Regions from separate parts of the Homo sapiens genome. Here region 2 is linked to region 1. A link is a loop called in an ENCODE intact Hi-C map of the cell type or tissue named here. Cell type or tissue: heart right ventricle. All regions are shown on one strand. Each heading gives the region's core, and the rest is flanking DNA. Links, peaks and the distances in the headings are about the cores only.

Region 1 (12,487 bases), core at 2,096-10,095:
TACAATGTAATTTTTCACAGAGTTAGTAAAAAGAATTCTAAAATGTTTATGGAACCAAAAAAGAGCCAGGATGGCCAAAGCAATCCTGAGCAAAAAGAACAAAGCTGGAGGTAGCACACTACCTGACATCACATTATATTACAAGACCATAGTAACCAAAACAGCATGGGAATAGCACAACAACAGACAAAAAGACGAATGGAACAAAATAGAAAAGACAGAAATAAATCCACCTATTTACAACTAACTGATTTTTGACAAAGGCACCAAGAACATATGCTGGGAAAAGGACACACTCTTCAATAAATGGTGCTGGGAAAATCGGATATCCATATGCCAAAGAATGAAACTGGACCATTATCTCTCATCACATACAAAAATCAATTCAAGATGGGTTAAAGACTTAAAAGTAAGACCCAAAACTATGAAACTAATAGAAGACAACATAGTGAAATTACTTCAGAACACTGGTCCAGGCAAAGATTTTACAGCTAAGACCTTAAAAGCACAAAAAACTAAAACAAAAATAAACAAGGGGACTATATTAAACTAATAAGCTTCTGCACAGCAAAGGAAATAATCAACATAGTGAAGAGACAACTTGTTGAACAGGAGAAAATATCTGCAAACTATTCATTCAACAAGGGATTAATATTCAGAATATCCAAGGAACTCAAGAATGAAAAAACAAATATCCCATTAAAAAGTGGGCAAATGACACAAATAGACAATTCTCAACAGAAGACATACAAATGACGAACAGGTATATAAAAAAATGTTCAACATCACTAATCATTAGGGAAATGCAAATCGAAACCAGAAAGAGTTCTCATCTTACCCCAGGTAGAATGGCTATTATTAAAAAAACAAAAGATAACAGATGCTGCCAAAGATCTGGAGAAAAGGAAACTCTTATACGCTGTTGGTAGGAATATAAATCAGTACAACCACTATGGAAAACGGTATAGAGATTTCTTAAAAAAACAACAACAACAACAACAACAACAATAGAACTACCATATGATTCAGCAATCCAACTACTGGTTATCTGTCCAAAGGAAAAGAAGTCAGTATATCAAAGGGATACCTGTACTTGCATGTTATCACAGAACTGTTCATAGTAGCTAAGATATGGAATCAACCTAACTGTCCATTGACAGATGAATGGATAAAGAAAATGTTGTACATATATACAATGGAAGACTACTCAGCCATAAAAGGAAGTCAATCTTGTCATTGCAGCAATGTGATTGTAACAGGAGGTCATTATGGTATGTGAAATAACCCAGGTAGAGAAAGATAAATACCATATGTTCTCACTCATATGTGAAAGCTACAAAACTTGATCTCACACAAATTGAGAATAGAATGAGGTACCAGGGGCAGGGAAGAGCGTGATGGTGGGAGGTGGAAATGAAGAGAGGTCAATGAATGGGTACAAACCTACAGCTAGATAGAAGAAATAAGTTCTAACACTAGATATTAGACTACACTGACTATAGTTAACAACAGTATTATCATATATTTCAAAACCACTAGAAGAGGGGACTTAAAATGTTACCAAAACATAGAAATGATAAATTGTCAAGGTGATGATACCCTAAATATCCTGACTTGATCATTACACATTTTATGCATGTAAAAATACTTACATGTACCCCATAAATACATAACATATTATGAATCAATAAAAGAAATGTTTAAAAATCTTCATTTTGTTTCATTTTCTATCATCTCCCCAGATATTAATTTTAGTTTAGCTTCTTTTTATGTTTGTTTTTTTCCCTCTTCCCTGCATAGTCTTATTCAAGTTGTTTTTATTTTTTTGTTTTGGTCTCTAAAAAAAAGTCAAATGCTGTCTTCCAATGCCTAATGATATTTGGCTGTATGCTCATATTTAAGAATAGGGCTAAGTGGAAGCTAAGTGGAAGGCCAGTAGAACGGACAGGGCTTGTTGACAGTTGTGTTCATTGAAGGATGATGTGACTGAGCTATATCCCTGGGGAACTCCCAGGGAATTTGTAAGTCTTTCTTTCTTGGACTTCTTAAATTTGGCATAGAAAACTCTTCTGGTCTCTTGCCTTGATTATATATACTTGATTACCAATATGCTGAGGGCTAACAGAAGACTGAAGTCTCAACACTCAACAGGCAAAAATTCCATGTACTATCTCTGATTCAATCTACTATTCACCAGCTAATATCGTCTGGATGTGTATCCTGGCCCAAATCTCATGTTGAAAAGTAATCCTCAGTGTTGGAGGTGAGGCTTAGGTGGGAGGTGATGGAATCATGGGAGCAGATTTCTCATGAATGATTTAGCACCATCCTCTTCATGCTATCCTCACAATAGTGAGTTCTCATAAGATCTGATCCTTTAAAAATGTATGGCATTTCCCACCTCTCTCTCTTGTTCCTGCTCTGGCCATGTGACATGCTTGCTCCCCTTTCACCTCAGCCATGATTGTAGGTTTCCTGAGGCTTCCCCAGAAGCTAAGCAGATGCCAGCATCATGCTTCCTGTTCAGCCTGCAGAACTGTAAGCCAATTAAAGCTCTTTTCTTTATAAATTACACAGCCTCAGGTATTTTTCTTCTCTTTTCTTTTTTCTTTTTTTTCCCTTCCCTCGTCTCCCTCCCCTCACCTCCTTCCCCCTCTTCTTTTTTCTTTTCTTTTCTAGACAAGGTCTCAACCTCCCGGGCTCAAGTGAATTTCCCAGCTAAGCTTTCCTGAGTATCTGGGACTACAGGCACATGCCACCATGCCCAGCTAAGTTTTTGTAGAGATGGGGTTTCGCCATATAGCCTAGGCTAGTCTCGAACACCTGAGCTCACATGATCACCTGCCTAGGCTTCCCAAAGTGTTAGGATTACAGGTTTGAGTCACTGTGTCTGGACTCAAGTATTTCTTTATAGCAATGCAAGAATGGCCTTATACACCTGCCCTCTGCCTTCTGCTGTTCTGCAATATCCACAGTCCTGGCAACTATATTTTACCCTCTACAGAATATATGCCTTTAGTCTTCTGCCAAGTAGGAGAGGCTTTACTGTATGACGGCCTAGCTGTATGAGGAGGATGGGATCTTGAAAACCAACTACTACTTTTTTTTTTTTTGAGACAGAGTCTCGCTCTGTTGTCCAAGCTGTAGTGCAGTGGCACCATCTCAGCTAACTGCAACCTCCGCCTCCTGGGTTCAAGGGATTCTCCTGCTTCAGCCTCCTGAGTAGCTGAGATTACAGGTGCGCACCACCACATCTGGCTAATTTTTGTATTTTTAGTAGAGATGGGGTTTCACTATGTTGGTCAGGCTGGTCTCGAACTTCTGACCTCCTGATCCGCCCGCCTCAACCTCCCAAAGTACTGGGATTACATGTGTGAGCCACCGCACCCAGCCACCACTTTAACTCCTACTTCCAAAAGGCCCTAGTGTTTCCAATTTCTGAGTTGTATAAGATGCTGATATATACATCAGATTTTTGTCAGTTTTCCCCACTACAAACTTATAATTGAGATTCCTCAGGTCTAAATTAGTTAGCACTCATCCACCTGCCTTCCAGCTTCCAAATTTTATTACTTATCTCCACGCTAATTTTCTTTGCCCTTGCAATTTTATTTATTTAAAAACTTCTTTACTTTTGGAGGGTCATTGGGAAAGACCTAAGCTATCTGCATATCTTTGTATCTAACCAGAAGTCCTTTTTGCTTTTTTGCTATATTTTGAAAAGGAACATAAAATTCATGAAGCAAAAAATCTGATTCTAAATTTAGATTGTAGCTGTACCTTTCCAAAACTAGTTTTCTATAAGCTTCTTCTATCAAAGTATAAGCCATTGAAAAAATGAAAATTTCCAATCAACTAATCATTTCATTTAAATAAAATCAATAAACTCACATGACAGATTTTACCATGATTTAAAATGAACAGATGCTTTGCAATAATTTAGAATATTACTAAATAATCTGCTACATTCCAATACATCCAATCAAAATATTTTTCTTTAATTACTATGATTGAATCAAATTAATTTCTTTAGCCTATAATTAAGGTTTTTATTTTCTGTGGAATATAAATTTTATTAGCCACTATCATAACTCACTGCTATATTTCAGATTACATGAACCACCTGGGTTCTTCAATACGGTGTTTTAGTTATCACCACAATATGTTCTTGAAACTAAAACACTGTTTTTTTGCAACAGAGTCTCGCTATGTCGCCACGCTGGAGTGCAGTGGTGCAATCTCAGCTCACGGCAAACTGCGCCTCCTGGGTTCAAGCGATTCTCCTGCCTCAGCCTCCCAAGTAGCTGGGACTATAGGCATGCACCACCATGCCCAGCTAATTTTTATATTTTTAGTAGAGACGGGGTTTCACCATGTTGGCCAGCCTGGTCTCAATCTCCTGACCTCATGATCTCCCTGCCTCAGCCTCCCAAAGTGCTGGGATTACAGACCTGAGCCTCCATGCCCAGCCGAGACTAAAACACTTTTTAAATCAGATGTCTAGAGGATAAGAAAGCTAGATTATTCACACGCCATTTTAATTTTGAACACAATGTTTATCTCAACATACTAATTGATATTCTAAAATATTTACTGGAGTTTCAAACAATGAATTTTTTAAAACAATATAAAGAATCAAATGTGAAGTAGAGTTATGTTGTGCTGTTTCTATAGCAGTCAAGAAATGATTAGTGAGAAAGTAAAAACAATTCAGTTTATATATTTGATGTTGTTAAATAGTTTTTATCATAAGCCTATTTTGATCTTAATAATTAAAATTCACTCTGCATCAGTTGCTATGGCAGCACAACTTCACTGAACAATGAATTCCTCAAGTTCTGCTGTGAAGTCACTGCTGGCCTGAAGTCTTTACTTTGAGACTAGAGAGTTAAATATATAATTTTCTAGTTCATAAATATCTAGTCAATACTTGGAATTGCTTTGCAATCTATAGCAAGAGTTTTGCTCTCAGAGTCCTGAGGACTGAGGCTTTTTATTTGGCTTTCATTTCCTATCCCTTTAATAAATGAAAACATTCTTGATAAGAACCATTTCGGCAGGGCTCACCTCAGGCAGATTGGCTACAACTATAAATAGTAAAATCTGCCATCTGCCTTTCTATTCTTGTGCTGAATGCAGTGCTGGCATTGTGTTCATACTTCGCTGGTGCCAGGCCTGATGCTGTATAGCCAGCAGCAACAAAAAATAATAGTGCAAGACAGAGATAATGAAATGAAGAACAGAAATGGTACTACTATAATTAACTGCTGTTTTGATATTCACCACAGTAAAGAATACACAATGGGGCTGAGAGACTAAAGCCACATTTTTGCCTTAGCCTCTTTAATGGGTTTGAAATCAAACTGTTGTTAAAGGCCAGTGATTTTTACATCACTGATAATTAATTAAAATGTAAAGAACCTACGCACAGTTAGCAATGTATGTTTGTCATGTTAGCAAGAGACTCAATAGATGTACCATGTATTCTTTATTCTAATAGCATTTAATGAGGCATCTCTTTTTATAATCATGGATATTTTCCTGTTCTATTTTAGAAAGATAAATGTTATGGTTAATAATGAGTGTGAACATGACTGGATTGAAGGATGCAAAGTATTGATCCTGGGTGTGTCTGTGAGGGTGTTGCCAAAGGAGATTAACATTGGAGTCAGTGGGCTGGGGAAGGCAGACCCACCCTTAATCTGGTGGGCACAATCTAAGCAGCTGCCAGCGAATATAAAGCAGGCAGAAAAACATAAAACGGTGAGACTGGCCTAGCCGCCCAGCCTACATCTTTCTCCCATGCTGGATGCTTCCTGCCCTCAAACATCGGACTCCAAGTTCTTCTGTTTTTAGACTTGGACTGACTCTCCTTGCTCCTCAAGCTTGCAGACAGCCTGTTGTGGGAACTTGTGATCATGTAAGTTAATAAACTCATATACATAAATATATATATATGTGTGTGTGTGTGTATATATATATGTATGTGTGTGTATATATATATATTTACACATGGGAGTTTATACAAAAATACAAACAAAAAGTATATACATATATATTATATATAACGTGTGTGTGTGTGTATGTGTGTGTGTGTGTGTATATATATATTAGTTCTGTCTTTCTAGGGAACCCTGCCTAATGCAATCAGCTTTCCATAATACTTCCATAAACAGCAATGATGAAAAAATTATACTGAACCATTTCCCATGCTCTTAGTTCTGAAACCTCAAGCAAATTTTAATTTCATACACAGCTCCCATCATTCCTGTTGGGAACTTTGAAATCCTCAGCTACTGTAAAATACAAACTTTTTCTGGTCTTGCTGTTATATACATCTGACCAGTTTTAAATAGAGAGTGACTGTCAAGGCAATCATTTGTACGCCGGAAGTGAAGAAGGCTACTGCCATAATGCATATTCCTCTAACAGCAATTACTGAAGCCATTAGCTTATTTATACAACTAGCAGCCAACTTCCAGAAGGCACCATTCATTCCTGAAGGAAGTGCCATTCATATAGAACACAATGTGAACAGCATCTCCTTGAACTGTACAACATGGCTGTACTAAATGTATATTTAACACCCAAGAGGAGATGAACACAGAATATAATCTACCCTCCAATCCATAGGTTCTGCATCTGCAAATTCAATCAACCAGTGATTGAAAATATTCAGGAAAAAAATAACAATACAGCAATAAAAATACAAACAAAAATACACTTAATAGCTATTTAAATAGCATTTACAATGTATTAGGTATTATAGGCAATCTGGAGATAATTTAAAGTATACAGGAGGATGTGTGTAGATTACATGTTAATACTACACCATTTAATATAAGAGACTTGAGCATCCTGGAGGTTGGCGTCTGTGGGCGTCCTGAAACCAATCCCCCCTAGATACTGAGGGAGGCTTTATACGGATAGTTCAATCCTGTGACTGTCAAACCTGGTCACATATCAGAAACACCTGGGCAGTAATTTAAACATACTCTTGCCTGGACCTTGTCCCAGACAACTTAAATCAGAATCTCAGATGACCAGAATCTCAGGTCCTGGCATTGTTTTCTGGTTTTCATTTTTTAATGCGCATTTTTGTTTGCTTTTAACTTCCCTTAGGCGATTTTAATGTACGACCATGGTTGAAAACCACTGATATAATGATATCAATTCTGATTAAGTCTTTCAAGACAAAGACAAATGATTTAACCTTCTGTATCCATTGACACCAGAAAATATTTTTCCTAAAACTCTTAACTAGCTTTAAAAACATTAAAAAGAAACTTAGTAATATGCTTAACTGCCAAATGTTAACAAGCATATATAAAGAACGATGTCACTGAAAATATAAAGAACTATGTCAATGCAAAATAACAACCAAAACAATATCAACTGTGTAAAGGTATAAAATAATAAGAAGGAATTTCAATGTGATACATTAAAGACAAACATTCTTCAGGAGTGGAACACATTGCTTAGTGAAAGAAACAGATGTACTGAGTAGAATGGGGTACATCTGGAAGAGTCTACTATAATCAAATAGCATTTACATTCAATAGCTATAGTTGATTTTTTTACCTCATAATAAGGAAGGGAGAAGTTTAACAGGTACTTCTACAGTGTATTTCTACAGAATCTACTTCTATGGATACAGGCATTTTTTAAACTTCCCTTTCTAGAAATTATATCAATAGCCCCCCTAGAACTGCAGTGATATAATTTGTTCACTCCAGATCTATAATGTTTTATCACTGGTCTAGTCACTTTCCAGGAGAGAATCTCTAGCTCTCTTAAAGATGGAGTCTTTTAACAAAAAATTTTCAGGGATATAAAAATATTGCAAAAGGTATGTTTCTCTCAAATTATGTCCTCAAAATGATTTAACCAAATCCTTTTAAATTTCTCCCTACAAAACATATGAAATAAATACTTCCCATGAATGTATAACTCATCAATGTAATAAAAACACTTTTAATAACATATGGTTAAGTTACATTGCATCCCCATAATATCTCATTCATGCTAATAATCTTATATCTTAGTGAAATATTATTCACGTCTGTATCTGAGCTTTTCCCCTTAGTGAAATTTTAGGGACTTTATAACAAGTTTCTCTTTGGAATAATTGATGAGCTCCACATTTTAAAATAATTGTGTGCTAACACTTGAATACAGGACTATATTAACAACATACGTTTCAAAGCATCAATAATTTATTTTATTTATTTATTTATTTATTTATTTATTTATTTATTTATTTTTGAGACAGAGTCTCGCTCTGTCACCCAGGCTGGAGTACAGTGGCACGATCTCAACTCACTGCAACCTCTGCCTCCTGGGTTCAAGCGATTCTCCTGCCTCAGCCTCCCAACATCAATAATTTCTTAAAAATCACCGTTCAAATTCTTGGGTTCAACTCTCAGCTCTGCCACTTAACTAGGAATAGTTATTAAACCTTGCTAAGCCCTAATTATAACACACTTGTTTTGAGGATTAAATGTGAAAATGCATACAGTATGTATCACAGTGCTTGGCACACAGTGTGTACTCAGTAAATATTATCTACTGTAATTATCTATTGAGTCTTGATAAACTCTAAATTTGGCCTTTATATTCAAGTAATAGTCATTGATTCAAGGATGTTCTTCAAATTAATATTGAAAAAGACAGGGCCAGACATGGTGGCTCACACCTGTAATACCAGCACATTGGGAGGCCAAGGAGAGAGGATCACTTGAAGCCATGAGTTCAAGACCAGCCTAGACAACATAGGAAGACCCCCATCTCTACAAAAAATTCAAAAATTAGTCGCATTTTTGTATTTTTTGGTGAGAATTGTAGTAAAGGGATAACTCTGGAAATTACATGTATAGATGTATTTGGCATATGCCTATAGTCCCAGCTACTCAGGAAGCTGAGGGAGGAGGATCACTTGAGCCCAGGAGGTCGAGGCCGCAGTGAGCTGTGATTGTGCCACTCTGCACTCTAGTCTGGGTGACAGAGCGAGACCCTATCTCAAAGCGTGTGTGTGTGTGTGTGTGTGTGTGTGTGTGTGTGTGTGTGTGTGTAGAGCTTCAGTTTTCATCCCTTGACTTTCATAATAATCTATATTGTTAATAAAAGTTCTTAAGTTTATTTTGCAGTTGAATATTTGCAAGTGATTTTCCAGGAACTATCATTATTACTGTTTTTTACACACTTCTATTAGAAGCTTGGCTCCTATTTTGATTAACAAATAATTAGCCGGTACCTAAGAAATGTCTCCAAGTGATCTAAGTTACAAATATCATAGTAGGACCCAACTTAAGATAGAGTGCTCATTCTATCATTTTTATTTTAAAAATAAAAATAATTTCCAGAGTTATGCCTTTACCACCATTATCGGCAATAAGGCGGACTATTTCTATTTATAGTAACCCTTATCTACCAACTATGGGTCAGTAAATATGCAGAGAGCACTTCAATACCATATACCTAGTCATGGTGGGCTACTCCTGATTTTTAAAATACCATCACTGTTCTTAAGGAACTTGTAATTCAATGAAACACGTAAGTATGGTTGTAGCAATAACAAACATTTAGAAAGTAACTAACACAGGTAGGTGTATTAAGGTCTGTATGTGGAAACCAACCAATTTGCAAATGTAACAAATCAGTCTTCAAACTACAGTATAATACTTAAGATCTCCCAAAACTTGTTAGACTTATTACCTCAAACTGCAGATAAGCTAGAAAATCAACACTCCTGCCAAGTGGGAACAAGCCCTGTTTCTGAATAAATTATACTTCAGTGTGTGTGCATGCACAAACACAGGGACACACATTTTCAAAGCTGTAATAGCTCAAGTACTATCTAATTGATTTTAAGATTTTATCTAATTTTATTACAAGAGCAGATAATTTTACTTCCCAAAAGTGGTGGATATTTTGAATGAATGAGAGTTGTTCTTAATATTTGTCAATTTTCCTGATTATCTGTAATTATAGTAACTACTTCATAGGATACAAAATTTCAGTTGGAGTAAATTCAAGAGATCTGTTGTACAAAACCATGACTATAGTAAATAACAACGCATTGAAAATTGCTAAGAGAATTTTTTTAATTGGAAAAAATATACACTCTTCTTCAATTATTTGATACTGGAAAATAGTAACTTTTTCAGAAAAATGTTATATTAATATATAATGGGATGAATAATGTTATTTTAAATAAAGAACATTTTTAAAATTTCTTAGGTTTGACTTCTAATATGGAAAATGTCAAAAGACAAAACCTACAAAAACAAAAATTATCAGGGCCCTCAATAATTTTTAAGCATATAAAGCAGTTCTAAGACTAAAATGATTGAGAAGTACTGCAACAGACTGAATTAGATTCTCAGGGCCCAGCCTGCAAATTTGGATCCAATCAAAAACCCATCAGAAAGAATTGTGATTAAAAAGAGTGTGGTGCAATTGAATATGCTGTGTGAAAACAAAGAAGGAAAATCATCTTGATCTAGAAACCAAGGTTAGCTAAGAAAAAAGGACAAGCAAAAGCAAACATTTGCTGAGGGAAAACTCCACAGTGAAACTGAGGCTCCTGGGACTGTAATTTTGGCCTCAATGTTCTTATGCATCTACTTAGCAAATGGTAAATGGCAGTGCAACGTTTAAACAAGTACATATTTTTAATTCATGATAAAAATCAGCAAACTGTGTAAGTTATAACTTACAGCAGATTACCCTCCTCTATCTCATGGTCTTTAACTGATACATAACTCTTTCAGGTCAAGCTTCTTGAGGAACTAGTCTATGGCTGCTGTTCTACTTCCTTTCCATTTCTTGTCTCCTTAAAGTCTGGCTTCTATCCCACTTTCCTTACCTAAATTTTTAAAGGTGGAAAACGAATCCTACCAACACGAAGATCCCTCCCCAGTTTTTTTTTTTTTTTTTTTTTTTGGCTTAAAATATAACACATGCTTCATGATTTAAAAATCCAGTATCACAAAACAGCCCATGATTCCATTGTTGTCATGAGTCCTCTTTCCAGAAGCAACTTCTTATCTAATAGTAATAATTATTCCTAAATAGCCATATGCTTATATTGCTATTTCTTGATTTATTAATTTCAGATTTTGCCCTTAGGTTCCTGCTCTGATAGCTGAACCTTCATCTTTAAAAGAACAGCAGCATTCAGTGCTATCACTTTTCAGTCTTCATGATACTCTCCTCTTGACTTTCATGACACTGTGTCATCCCAAAGTAATCACGATTTTGTTAGTTTGGCTTTACAATTTCTCATATGGAGTGTGCTTCAAATTTATTGCCTCTTAGTTACAGATCTAACAAAGATGTTATTTGTACTATACATTTTAAAGAAATTTATCTAAATAAAACTATTTTTAGATGTTACTATAACATTAAGAGAAATTCCATATCAAAATAAGCTGTGAAAAATGTTAAGCTGGAAAAGCATTTGTTACATTAATCAAAACATGTCAGTAATATGGTATAGCTTATAATAATGATTTAGTCTAGAAAAGTGGCAAATGACAACAACTACTAGGCTCAAATTTTATTTATTTATTTTTGGGGGTATAATGTCTTGCTCTGTTGCCTAGGCTGTAGTGCAGTGGTGTGATCATGGCTCACTGCAGCCTCAACCTCTTGGGCTCAAGTGATCTTTCTACCTCAGCCTCTGGAGTAACTGGACTACAGGCATGTATCACCAAGCCTGGCTATTTTTTTTTATTTTAATTTTTGTAGAGACAGGGTGTCACTATGTTGCCCCAGCTGGTCTCAATCTCCTAGCCTCAAGCGTTCCTCCTGCCTCAGCAATTTTATTCTCCCAAAGTGCTAAAATTACAGGCGTGAGCTACTGCATCTGGCCTCAAAGTTTATTTTTTCAGGTAGTAAATAATCCATTAAGTGGCAGACATTATATTTCAAACCAAATACAAGTAAATAATACTTAAAATTATATTAATATTGAGTGATGCTATAGAATCAACATTTTAAAAGCACGGGAAAATATAAACGAAAGTACTTACTAGGTGCTATTTGTGCCTTTTATGAATGATTAAATTGGAATAAAAGCATCATTTGGCTATAATATTAACAACTGTCATAAAGTATTTCCTTCAGGCATATGTGGGACCCTCTAGCATAATGGTACTATAACAGAAACTTATTCTCAGGGAGAACTGCAGTTACCAGAGAGGCTTAATTTCATTGCATTACAGCACTATAGATGAAAAATGTAAGCAAGAGCTAGAAAATTTGTATGTATATCTCTTTATTTAAAACATATATTGAACAGCATATATAATTTTGTATGTGTACATGTGTAAATAATTATTCTTCTCTGAGAAGAATTACCTAGGCTAAAGCAATGTCTTCAGCATTTTGGGCTCCAGAAAAGTACACATTTAACATGCTTGTCATAGAGGCCTCCCCCAGTGCACCCAGTGAGGCATACAAATCCAGATAATGAAAATTCTGA
Region 2 (12,487 bases), core at 1,657-9,656, 54 kb after region 1:
ACACAAAAACATACACGAATATAGAAATAGAAATCATAGTAAATCCTTCCCAAAGAAGTCCATGCAAAGTAGCTGAACTGCCCTTGTATTGAAACATAATCAATATCAGTAAATCAAAGTGTGTTTTTTTTTCCTAAATACCTGCTATGTATAAGCCACCATGCTAGTTAGTTACCCCAGGGGATACAAAAAAGCTTAATATGTAATGTCAGTACTCTTAATTCTTGACTGAGAAAATGAAACAAACACAGAGGCAAAATCCAACTTCTGAGGCTAGTTAATTTGGCTAGGGCAAAATGCCAGGCAAGTCATGGATTTAATTTATGTAAAAATTAATTGGTATGGTCTGTTCTCTAACTAAACACTGTATTTTAGTTTTTATTTTGATTTTTTTTTTCCAGTCAGACAAAGTCTTGCTCTGTCCACCCAGGCTGGAGTGCAATGCCGCCATCTTGGCTCACTGTAACCTCCATCTCCCAGGTTCAAGCTATTCTCCTGCCTCAGCCTCCCAAGTAGCTGGGACTACAGGCATCCACCACTACATCCAGCTAATTTTTGTACTTTTAGTAGAGACGGGGTTTCACCATGTTGGCCAGGCTGGTCTCGAACTCCTGACCTCAGGTGATCCACCTGTCTCAGCTTTCCAAAGTGCTAGGATTACAGGCCTGAGCCACTATGCCAGGCCAAAACACTGCATTTTAGAATGCCCCTGAATTCAAGGAAGGCCAGAGATTACAACATGGATGCATGAATAAAAACTCATCATTACTTCTGGAAATTTAATTCAGTATCATCACCTTTGTATACAAAAGGTAGCATTACCACTTCTCTGATACAAACAAATTTACATAGAATGTACATATGTAAAATTACATTTTTTCTAAACTGGCTTTTGAGGGGCTAGAAAGTAAGAGTTCCTGATTTAAACCCTGAAATTCAAAATCAGTTTATAGCTAATGATAGAGAAGTGAGAAAAAGATGGATCAATACATGGAATGATATCTATTCTGCGAGATGGGGAGATGCATTTGGAACCCTGCAAAATGCAGTAGTAGCCCTGTGCAAGTGGTAAAATAATTCAAGATGGGTCATGGCTGTAGAGAGGATTTGATCATATGGTCAAGATCTCATATACAAGGAATTTTTAGGCTGAAATTCTCATAGTACCAGAGAAAGCTCTGCTCTTGTAGACCTGAAAAAAGTAGAACTTTTTTTTTTTCCTCCAGTCAGCTCAGCTCTACAGTGCCTAGTTCCCCACGAGGCTTTAAAGGGTAAAGCATTTTTGGCAGTGACAATCCCCAGTGAAGGCAGCTGAGACATTTCCTGGGATGTTGTCAGGAACTGGAACTGAGTGCCATTTTGTCTGCTTTCAATATTGGTCTAGTGAGCAATTTTGATGTTCTTGTTTTGTTCCAGTCCAACAGCTTTTGGAAATAATGCACCTTTGGTTGTAATTCAAACTGACACAATCAGTGTCTTAAGACTGACTACTCTGGAACTTAAATGGGCAGAGAGCTTATAGTGAGGGATTTTTTTCTGTAGAGCTTCCAGGATGGAACCCCTCCTAAGGGCAAAGACACTTCCAGGAAAGTTTCATACTATGATTCTCAAACTTCTGATTGCAGAGAAATCATCTGCAGAGCTTGTCACAAATTCAGAGACTCACATTGTAGATATTCTGATTTAGGAGGACTAAGGTAGTTGCTGAAAATCTGTAATTTTAATAAGCATTACCAGTGAATCTGATGTAAACTGTCCACGTTTATACTTCTGAGAAATGTTGGATTAGTGGCTTAAAGGATTAATTAACATCAGAGAAAATACCTGATTTACTAGAAAGTAGTGGCCTTGTTATCAGAAAGATACAGACAATAATATGAAACTTTCTGATATTTGATAACCAAAATAATTTCCCTTGTCAGCAATATATTCATATACAATTATATATAAGCACAAAGATTTAAACTTATTACCTGGGACTACAAATCAAAGCAACACTTACCTAACCCTTAGCAATTGATAAGACAAAATACAGTAACAGCTGCACTTTTCTATTAATAGATAAAAAGACATGAACATAAATACACATAAGCATATACTTAACACAAATATAAACGTTCTGTTCTTAACTTTTGTATAAAACATTTTGCTAATGGCATCTAGAAATTCAGAGCAGGAAAAACATAAACCCCCAGAAATATTCAAGCAAAACTCTGAAATGATTAGCAGTGTAATCTACTCAAAAGCAAAAATATTCCCCTCATTTTTAGTATAACACTTATCTGCAAAGCCAACACAGTCTGCCCCCAAATATTTACTGAACATCTACCACGTATGGCATCCTGCACTAGGTGGTAGAAACACAGTGGGGAAAGTGACAAAGTCCCTGCCCCATGGAACTTACTGTTCTAAGCAGAAGAAACTGGAATGATTTTACAGAGAGAGAGAGAGAGAAAGAGGTAGATATAGATGTAGTGTCTATGATTTCTTCTCTGGGTTTAAACTTTTTTATCTTTAGGGATATAATGCTCAATATTAGTTTAAGAAATTAACTACTATTTGAAATTCACTGTTTCATACTACACAAAAATATCTGCCCACGCTGTCATATGGAAAGTGTTTAATTTTACTTATCAATAACATTTAAATTTGAAGTGCATAATAACTATAATTTATACTACAACACCAGCACAATCACAAAACCAAGGTAGAATGTGAATCCATTATTGAACAATGATCAGGATGAATTATTATAATAAAGCAGAATTACTTAATATGAAATCAGCCTATGTGTATACACGTCTTGCAAGCAAAACTCTCTTCTAGTATTTCAGTATAAGCCATAACAATCCCTCTATTATAAATTAGAGTACTAGGGCATCACTTACATGTGGAAGAATTCTGAAATCTCTATTTGTTTATCCTAATGGTTACACACAAATGTTTGTGTAACCATTAGACTATACAATATAAAAGAAACTGTTAAAATACAGTGGTATAAAGAAGTAAATAAGGTAAATAAATAAGTAAACAAAAGCAATAATTTATCTTAAGTCTCAAAATATTACAGATACAGCAATAATAAAATTAATTCTTTATAATATAATCCCATATATAATTGCTATGTGACCAGAAAACAAAACTTATAATCAAGAAGGTTTCTTTCAACCCTAAGATTTCACGATTTTATAATATTTCTAAAATGCTAACGTTTTCCTATTGAGGGAAATTTGCCAAGTTTACTCATGGATCCTCATCAATTCTCTGACTCTAGAAATATCTTCTATAGCAAAAAAGCCTTTATTAGCTTCTCTTTATATAGTTTCAGTTTAATATACATGTCAGTATAACGTTAACTGCCAAATAGTAGGGGAGGTAGCATATATTAGGTAGAAAGGATATGGTTTTGGTGTCAGACAAAGCTGGATTCAAATTCTATAGATTCCGCCACTTAGTAGAAGTGTGATAACCAAGATACTTAAATACTGATGCTCAATTTTCTCACCTATGAAAAGGAGTTGCTAAAAGGATTAAACATATTATATAACATGAATATATATTTACAGTACTTGTCATACAGTAGCTCTGTTATTTAGTATTTATTAGTGGTTACTTTTACATTTATTTAGTAGAAACGTTATTTCTCTTCCCTGGTATAGATAATTTTACTCTTTGTCTAACAAAGACCTGAGAATCATGGCTAAGTGAAATACCCAGGCAATTCTCAACTTTATTTTCAGCCTCTCATACCCATGTCTTTTTTTTTTTTAACTAGGCTCAAACAAAGAAATATCAAAGTAGCTACTAGAAGATCTGGTAGTATTATTAATCTTTGAGAAACTGTAGACCCCTGAAAAGATGATAAATGACTACAGAGAAGACAAATTTTAAGCTTTCAATAAGAACATATGGATTTCAGAGATGGTAACATTGATGCTTCATCTAGTAAAATTCTAGACAGATGGCATATAAGATGTAAAAAATAAAGATGTTTTTACTGTGTCCATCCCTAAGAATAAATGGCAGAAAACTAGCTGTGTATATATTTGTGTGTGTGCACATGCATTTAAAGGGTTTTTAGATCTGGAAAGCCCAAAATAGACTATATTTAATTTCTGTGGGCCAGGAACAACAATGACTACAGCTGCTACTGCTAACATTTATTGGACTTTTCTATATGCCAGACATTGTGAGGGATGATTTATATATCATTATTTCACATATCCCTATAAAGCCAATACAATTATTAGGAAACCAACGGTCAGAGGGGTTAGGTAACATGCCCAGTATTACACAGGTAACAAGTGATGAATAAAAAATTTCAGTTTGACTCTAGAGGGCAGGCTAAACCATTATGCTTCACTCTCTCTTTTTTCGGGGGCGGGGATAAAGTCTCGCTCTCTCGCCCAGACTAGAGTGCAGTGGCGTGATCTTGGCTCATTGTAGCCTCCGCCTTCCAGATTAAAGCAATTCTCCTACCTCAGCCTCCTGAGTAGCTGGGATTACAAGGGTGTGCCACCACGCCTGGCTAGTTTTTGTATTTTTAGTAGAGACAGGGTTTCACCATGTTGCCCAGGCTGGTCTCAAACTCCTGACCTCAAGTGATCCACCCGCCTCAGCCTCCCAAAGTGCTGGGATTACAGGCGTGAGCCACCATGCCCAGCCTATGCTTCACTGTCTTTAGCAAACATTTTATAAAATATTTGAAACAAAAGGGGAAAAAATGGGAACTAGATATTAACAGGTTCAGGTACAGTTTGAGGTAGACCTATGGCCTTACTCAAAATGTGCTAATTAAATAAAGAAAAATCAATTTAGAAGAAAGCTTTTTACTAAGTTTTGCCTAGGTACTCTTCTGTATACATCATTTTTGCTAACTTTAAAGACAACAAGGAACATAAGCTTTCTAAATCTATTAAAAACATTAGAAAAAGATCACATTAAAGTAGAAGGAAGTGCTGAGTAAGTAAGGAATAACTGCAAAGCCCTGCAACTATGTTCAATAAACTGATTTTCCAAGTTCCAAACAGGTGAGATCTAGACCTAAATAAGTTCACTACAAAGCTAAGGTGACCTGTTGTTGGAACAGCTGATTACATGTGGAGCTGCACTAAGGGAAGCACATTGTCCAAATATGGCAACTACTCATCCCACTGTAAGAAGAGCACACTGAGCAAGAGAATACTGCGGCTAACGATAACTGCAAAAGGTCTAAATTTTTGTGTCTCCTTCTTTAATAGTTCCCTCACTGATGTAGTTCAGACAGCTTCATCTCCCACATAACTAAGAAGCTCCATACTTCCCTATGTACACAGAGGACATTAGCAGATCAGAAGTCTTTCACCATAAGATCATATGTTAAAAGTGCCAAGTCCATGCATGTTGTTGTGGTGGAAGGCAACCAAAATGATGAGATATTTGTAAACCAAAGTTCATGGAGAAGCTGCCTCCCATCTCTATCACTTCTCCATCCTGATGTCCTGTTCTATTCTTTTCATGGCATTAATCATAATCTGAAATTATCTTATTTTTTTTTACTTGCTGGCATCTTAATATAGAATACTTTTTATCTCTATTTGGATGTAAGCTCTATGAGAAAAGAGTTTATCATTCCTGTTCACCAGATTCCAAATACCTAAACAATGACTTGCACACAAAAGACGCTCAATAGGCCGGGCATGGTGGCTCATGCCTGTAATCCCAGCACTTTGGGAGGCCGAAGTGGGTGGATCGCCTGAGGTCAGCAGTTCGAAACCAGCCTGGCCAATGTGGTGAAACCCAGAGCCTACTAAAAGTACAAAAATTAGCCGGGCATGGTGGCACACACCAGTAGTCCCAGCTACTCTGGAGGCTGAGGCAGGAGAATTGCTCAAACCCGGGAGGCGGAGGTCACAGTGAGCTGAGATCACACCATTGCACTCCAGCCTGGGTGACAGAGCGAGACTCCGCCTCAAAAAAAATGCTCAATAAATATTCGCTGAATGAATGAATTAGCAATGTGTTAAAGAAATAAAGATGTTTAATCTGAGAAGAGAAGGCAGATATAACAGTAGTTTTCATGTGCCAGAAAAGCTACATCATAAAGGGAGACTTATTTCTGTGTTTCCACAGAGATATGACATGGGATCAAATGGTGGACATTTGATCCTATGTCAATAGGATCAATAGGAAGATTTTGGGGCTCATTAATTAGGAAGTATTTTCTAAGTCACAGAACTTTATAATAATTGAAGAGACTACCTTGCTAGTTATGAAAGGAATTTTAGCCATGGTAGGAGGCTGTATCCATAAGTTATCAGTTAACCTAAAGTTCCTATCATTCAAAGCACATAGAGAATATAATAAAACTATACATAAAGATTCAAAAAAAGAAGGTAATCTTTCTATGGAAGAAGCAAAAAAAAAAGTGATCTGGTTACCCAGAGAAAGAATCTTAAAAGACAGTGAAGAATGAAGTGTATAAACTGGATTCTAAATGAAAGAGTGATTAAGGTAGAAGAAAAAAAATCCAGGTAGTCTTTTTTTCAATTAACATTTATTAAACAGACAGGGCTATAAAGTGGAAATATAAGAAGGCAGTGGTACTAATGACATTAACAAAACAACAACAAAAAAAGAGATGAGCAGTGTAAGGAATAAGAAATGGTAATAATGATTTTCCTTTGAAATTGTTCAGGTTTCAATTTTTATGAAAACCCCAGAATAAGAAGGCTCATTGAAGGCAGCATAGTATATGCTCCTGGAGAAAAGGTACAAGGCCAGATTTGAAGAGTTCTATTTTGGAATACTTGGCAAAAGGATGATAGTTTAATTCCTGAGAGTAGATGGGCTTTCTGTGAAAGTAGTTAAAGAGAACAATTAATTAAGGATGGGGAAAGCATCACAAATTATAACTTTGTAAGGATTACTTTGAAAAGTCATCCATTCATTCATTTGTCCTTGGGCAGAACTGCAATAAACCCCAAAGGTTTACTATCTTTCATTTCACAAATCTCCACTAAAAGGCATTCTTGAAAATCTCTCTGCAAGATATGTCCCAAATGCTAAAGGTATCTGTATTAAAATATTTCCATATTTTAAGTGTAGTTATGGAACACAAATGGTAACATTTCTCATAGTAAATGCTATCAAATAATCATATATTAAATTATACTTTGGTTCCTAAATGGGTAAACAGAAAGCCTTTAAAAAATTTGTAATCCAATATGTAGTATAAGCTTAGAAAATAAATTATTCTCATCTGAAAAATCCAAATATCTGGATTATATCAAATTAGATGTTATAAAATAAGCACTTACAGTATATAAGTGTTCCCTTTTCTCTGCAACCTCACCAACATCTGTTATTATTATTATTTTTTTTACTTTTTAGTAATAGCCACTCTGACTGGTGTGAGATGGTATCTCATTGTGGTTTTGATTTGCACTTCTCTAATGCTAAGTGATGTTGAGTTATTTTTTTCATATCTTTGTTGGCCACACATATGTCTTCTTTTTTATTTTATTATTATTATACTTTAAGTTTTAGGGTACATGTGCACAATGTACAGGTTAGTTACATATGTATACATGTGCCATGTTGGTGTGCTGCACCCATTAACTCGTCATTTAGCATTAGGTATATCTCCTAATGCTATCCCTTCCCCCTCCCCCACCCCACAACAGTCCCCAGAGTGTGATGTTCCCCTTCCTGTGTCCATGTGATCTCATTGTTCGATTCCCACCTATGAGTGAGAACATGCGGTGTTTGGTTTTTTGTTTTTGCGATAGTTTACTGAGAATGATGATTTCCAATTTCATCCATGTCCCTATAAAGGACATGAACTCATCATTTTTTATGGCTGCATAGTATTCCATGGTGTATATGTGCCACATTTTCTTAATCCAGTCTATCATTGTTGGACATTTGGGTTAGTTCCAAGTCTTTGCTATTGTGAATAGTGCCGCAATAAACATACGTGTGCACGTGTCTTTATAGCAGCATGATTTATAGTCCTTTGGGTATATACCCAGTAATGGGATGGCTGGGTCAAATGGTATTTCTAGTTCTAGATCCCTGAGGAATCGCCACACTGACTTCCACAATGGTTGAACTAGTTTACAGTCCCACCAACAGTGTAAAAGTGTTCCTGTTTCTCCATATCCTCTCCAGCACCTATTGTTTCCTGACTTTTTAATGATTGCCATTCTAACTGGTGTGAGATGGTATCTCATTGTGGTTTTGATTTGCATTTCTCTGATGGCCAGTGATGGTGAGTATTTTTTCATGTGTTTTTTGGCTGCACAAATGTCTTCTTTTGAGAATTTTTGAGAAGCATCTGTTCCTGTTCTCAGATGTAGGTAGAGGCCATTATCCTAAGCAAATTAACTCAGGAGCAGAAAACCAAACATCACATGTTTTCACTTATAAGAGAGAGCTAAACATTGGTACATGTGAATATAAAGATTGGAACAACAGACACTGGGGACCACTAGAGGAAGGAGGGAAGGGGATGAGGGTTGAAAAACTACCTATTGGGTACTATGCTCACTACCTCGGTGATGAGATCATTCCTACCCCAAAGCTCAGTGTCTTGAAATTTCCCCAAGTAATAAACTTGCACATATAGCCCCTGAACCTACAATAAAAGTTGAAAAAAAATGTATATCACATTTGCAGAAGTCAAAAGTTTAATGACTGTATTAGAAATGGAACAAAGGTTTCAGAAATGCTGGAAAAACTGAGCCAACTCTAACAAGATGAAGTTGAAGGGAGATAACAATGTAAAATTTGTTTAAAAAAACCATTGTACATATATGGAGAAGGAATATAAATTAAGCAGGTGTAAAACAGATGTATAGATTTATTGAAAACAAACTTGATATATTAAAGGATAAACTATAACTACCAAAATATGTAATTTATTTCTGGCCTGAATAAATAGCAGAATAGTTTATAAACCAAGGGAAAATGATAGTCTCGCTCTCATCTGTTACTAGTCATATCACACACGTAACATTTTATTCAGCCCTGAGCACCATTAAAAGAAGTATTATTAGAGCATAGTCAGGGAAAAGTTGGTGATGAGCTTCAAAACCATATTTTACAAGAATGGTTCAAGACCAAGAGAAGCCTGGACAGAAACAATGCTTTTACTAAGGTATACAGAAGGTTCTTGGGTAAAACAAAAATTCTCATTCTTCCTATATAATCACAATGGGAATAAGCCAAAAATATATTCATTTCAGCTGAATATAAATAAACATTATGGAAAAAACCTGAGCTACCCCAAAGTGTATTCACCCCCCTTTAAGACGCATATTCAAAAAGAGCCTATAAGTCCACTGAATGTCAATTTTGGAAGGAAAAATTCAATTAAAGTGGGAAGCTATATTAAATGATAGGTATATTAAATCATCGTTCAACTCTCCTAAAATATTCTTTTCCACAGCTTCCCCAGTTGGTAACAGCAAGGCACTGGGGAAAATAATCTTGAAGTAATCTTCAGTCCAACCATACCCTCAAGTGAGCTGGAGGTGAAAGAACTACTGGAAGAGACCCAAGAACTACTGTTAACTCTGACAATTAAATTCAATTCGGCTCAAGAAATAGATGACTTACTATACAGAGAGCACTCTGTACTTGGCTCAACAAATAATTGAGTAGCCACTATATACAAAGCACTCTGAGGAACCAGAGAGATGTAAAAGACATAAAGAAGAGAAACAGTACAGACCTGCAAGCATGCTTGCTTGTTAGACAATCACACCAGGTGTGACTTTTCTAACGTAAAAGCTGATTTGCTTACCACAGCTCTACCACTATGGATACTATTCCCATGGTTCTGCAGGTTAGGGAAATCCTAAGTATCAATACCAGGCCTGGGGTCAGTGCTTAACTACTGAAATCTTGATGTTCACAAACTCTTCAAGGACACAGGCCTCAAAATTTTCTGCTTAGGAACATATCCTCCCCTACCTTGAAAGGCCAGTAGAGATTATCACTGCAACAAAGGCAGAAGAATACAATAGAAAAAAATTTCGAAACCTTTCTCAAACGCAATATCTAGGTGGCTGTGTGGCACACACAAGATACAATGAAACAGACAATGCTGAAGATAGCAGTAATAATGGGAGAACAGCACTGACAGAATTCAGTGTTCTTAAACAACAAAGCAGCAGTAGCACAGAGTAAATTGTGAGATAACAATAGTGAGAAGATTATCTGAGCTTAAAGACTTCTGAAATAAAGAATTTGAGACAATTTGGTTTAAATGAGGCTCAGCAGATCCATCCTAATTCATCCATCCATCCATCCATCCATCTGCCTACCTACCCACCTACCTACCTATCTATCTATCTGTTTTAGTGTAGGGAAGAAAAAAAATTGCAAAGAACTAAACAAATTCCCTATAGGGGCTAGGAAGAAATAAGTAAAAAATCAAATTCCTTTAATTTATTTATTAATGTAGAATTGATGCTAGCAAGTTTGCAATGAATCATCATAGTTTGATACATTATTAGTGTGAAGATAAACTGGATCACTCCTTTGGGAAACCAATTTGGCAATATACATAAATAATCTTAAAATACCTTCACACTGTTTGCTTCAGTATTTCTTCCTTAAAAATTGTAAGAAAATAATACTAAATGTGGAAAAGCCTTATTTATAAAAATGTTCATAAACAATATGCAATAATATGGAAAAATGTTTAAGTTATAAATACCCATATTTAAAAATCCTTTAGAAAAAGCCCTAATCCATAGGGGGGAAATGGAAGAAAAGAAAACCAAAATCAACAGTCATTATCATCACACCTAATTATATTTGGGTAGAGAACTATGCGTAATTTAGTCTCTTTTTTATCATTTTAAACATTTCCTAAATTTCCTTTATGAGCAACTATTTCTTTGACAATTAAAAATAAAAATAACTAAATGAATGAGGAGGAAAAAAAGGAAGTTAATTATGTGAAAGGGATGAGAATTAGAAACATTTGAGATAAGTTAATAATGATTTGCTATAACTCATCCTTTTACAACATTGTCAGAAATTAAAAGGTGCCAATTATGGAAGGGCAAGCTGGTGGGTATATAAAAACGTGGAAACAATATACCTTGTCACTCAAATTATCTCTATAAGAAATCCCTGAGGTCTTTTCTTAAGACCCTTCAGTCCGTTGACTGGTCTGAAAAAGGCAGAAGGACCTAATGATTCTCTGAAATCTTTCTCTCAAAATCAAACTAATGGAAACCTGACCATTTACAATCTTTTAATACACAATTTTACATAAAATTTTTCTATTCATTTGTTTGGGAAAACATACAATAAACATTATTAAGGTATTCACTCTGACTATATGGGTTCTAATGATGGCTCTACTATCTCAGTGACTTTAAACAGTACTGAAAGCATAAAAGCATATACAGTCAGTCCTCCATATTCATAGGGTTCACATCCATCGATTCAACCAACCACTGCTTGAAAATATTCAGGGGAAAAAAATGGATGGTCGCATCTGTGTTCAACACATACAGACTTGTACATGTACTTGAAATGTATTTGTACATTTCTTGTCACTATTCCCTAAACAATACAACTAATTATATTGCATTTACATTGTATTAGATATTGTAAGTAACTCAGAGATAATTTAAAGTATATGGAAGGGTGTGTGTAGGTTATTGTATGTGATTATATAAAAGGGACTTAAGCATCTGTGGATTTTGGTATCCTTGGGGCATCCCGGAACCAATCCCACACAGATAATGAGGGACAACTGTGTAAGTGTTTCCTTTTATTCTAACAGACTCCGTGAACTGTATTTTCAAGAAAAACATCAAGATCATTTATTCATTTTCTTACTGATTTACTAAACTTGAAGAAAACCAAAACTTCCCAATGGATTATTAATAGTTTAAAACAATAGTACTGCCAAAGCAAATATTATTAAATAATGTATCAAATACCTCTGATTAACTGAATCATCAAGATTTTTAAAATGGCTTAATTTTGTGTAAATATAAATTGTGGCTCTTTAAAATTGCTTTGTATTTTCATTCATTAGTTGACAATGACAAAAAACATAAAACTCCTAGCACTGCAATACATCTTAGCTAAGTGTACGACTATAACCATTTATTTTCTAACTTATATATTACCAAGAGCCTATTAATAATGTCATACATTGGTGTTGAATTATAAATTCTCTTAAGTCATATATGTTTTAGAGTTGCATGTAAATTTAACTCTTATACAGCTATATCTTCTGTTTTTTAGTTTTTTGTTTTACGGCCTATTGGAGTACTACAAAAGAGGCATGCTTACTTATAAGTAAATTAACTCTTTTAGACTATGAGATTATCATTTATTGATGAGAAGTTTAATAAATGCTTCTGAAGTTTGAAGACTACATCCAATGTTAATTATTACTGACTCCATGCTTAAAGGTAAAATACGATTATGTTATATTAGTAGTTAAATAAAGAAACTAGACACTAAGTTTGAT

The links. Peaks named below come from ENCODE experiments on the same cell type or tissue, not always from the same donor. Only the 100,000 strongest peaks of a DNase experiment are listed, where the experiment ranks them.
Region 2: it touches region 1 in a loop (2.1-fold over the local background); 2 of 110 quality-filtered maps call a loop at or near these places.

Annotation. Positions count from the first base shown.
Region 1 is chr1:174,512,705-174,525,191 of GRCh38, reverse strand. The region is part of intron 13 of RABGAP1L (RAB GTPase activating protein 1 like); the gene reads right to left. Among named protein-coding and RNA genes, the nearest start is that of GPR52, 71 kb to the right of the region's middle. In heart right ventricle, for the core only: no CTCF peak of the experiment used is centred there; a DNase peak (open chromatin) is centred at 5,161; H3K27ac peaks cover 1,713 bases.
Region 2 is chr1:174,458,683-174,471,169 of GRCh38, reverse strand. All of the region lies in intron 13 of RABGAP1L (RAB GTPase activating protein 1 like), which reads right to left. Among named protein-coding and RNA genes, the nearest start is that of GPR52, 17 kb to the right of the region's middle. In heart right ventricle, for the core only: no CTCF peak of the experiment used is centred there; no DNase peak of the experiment used is centred there.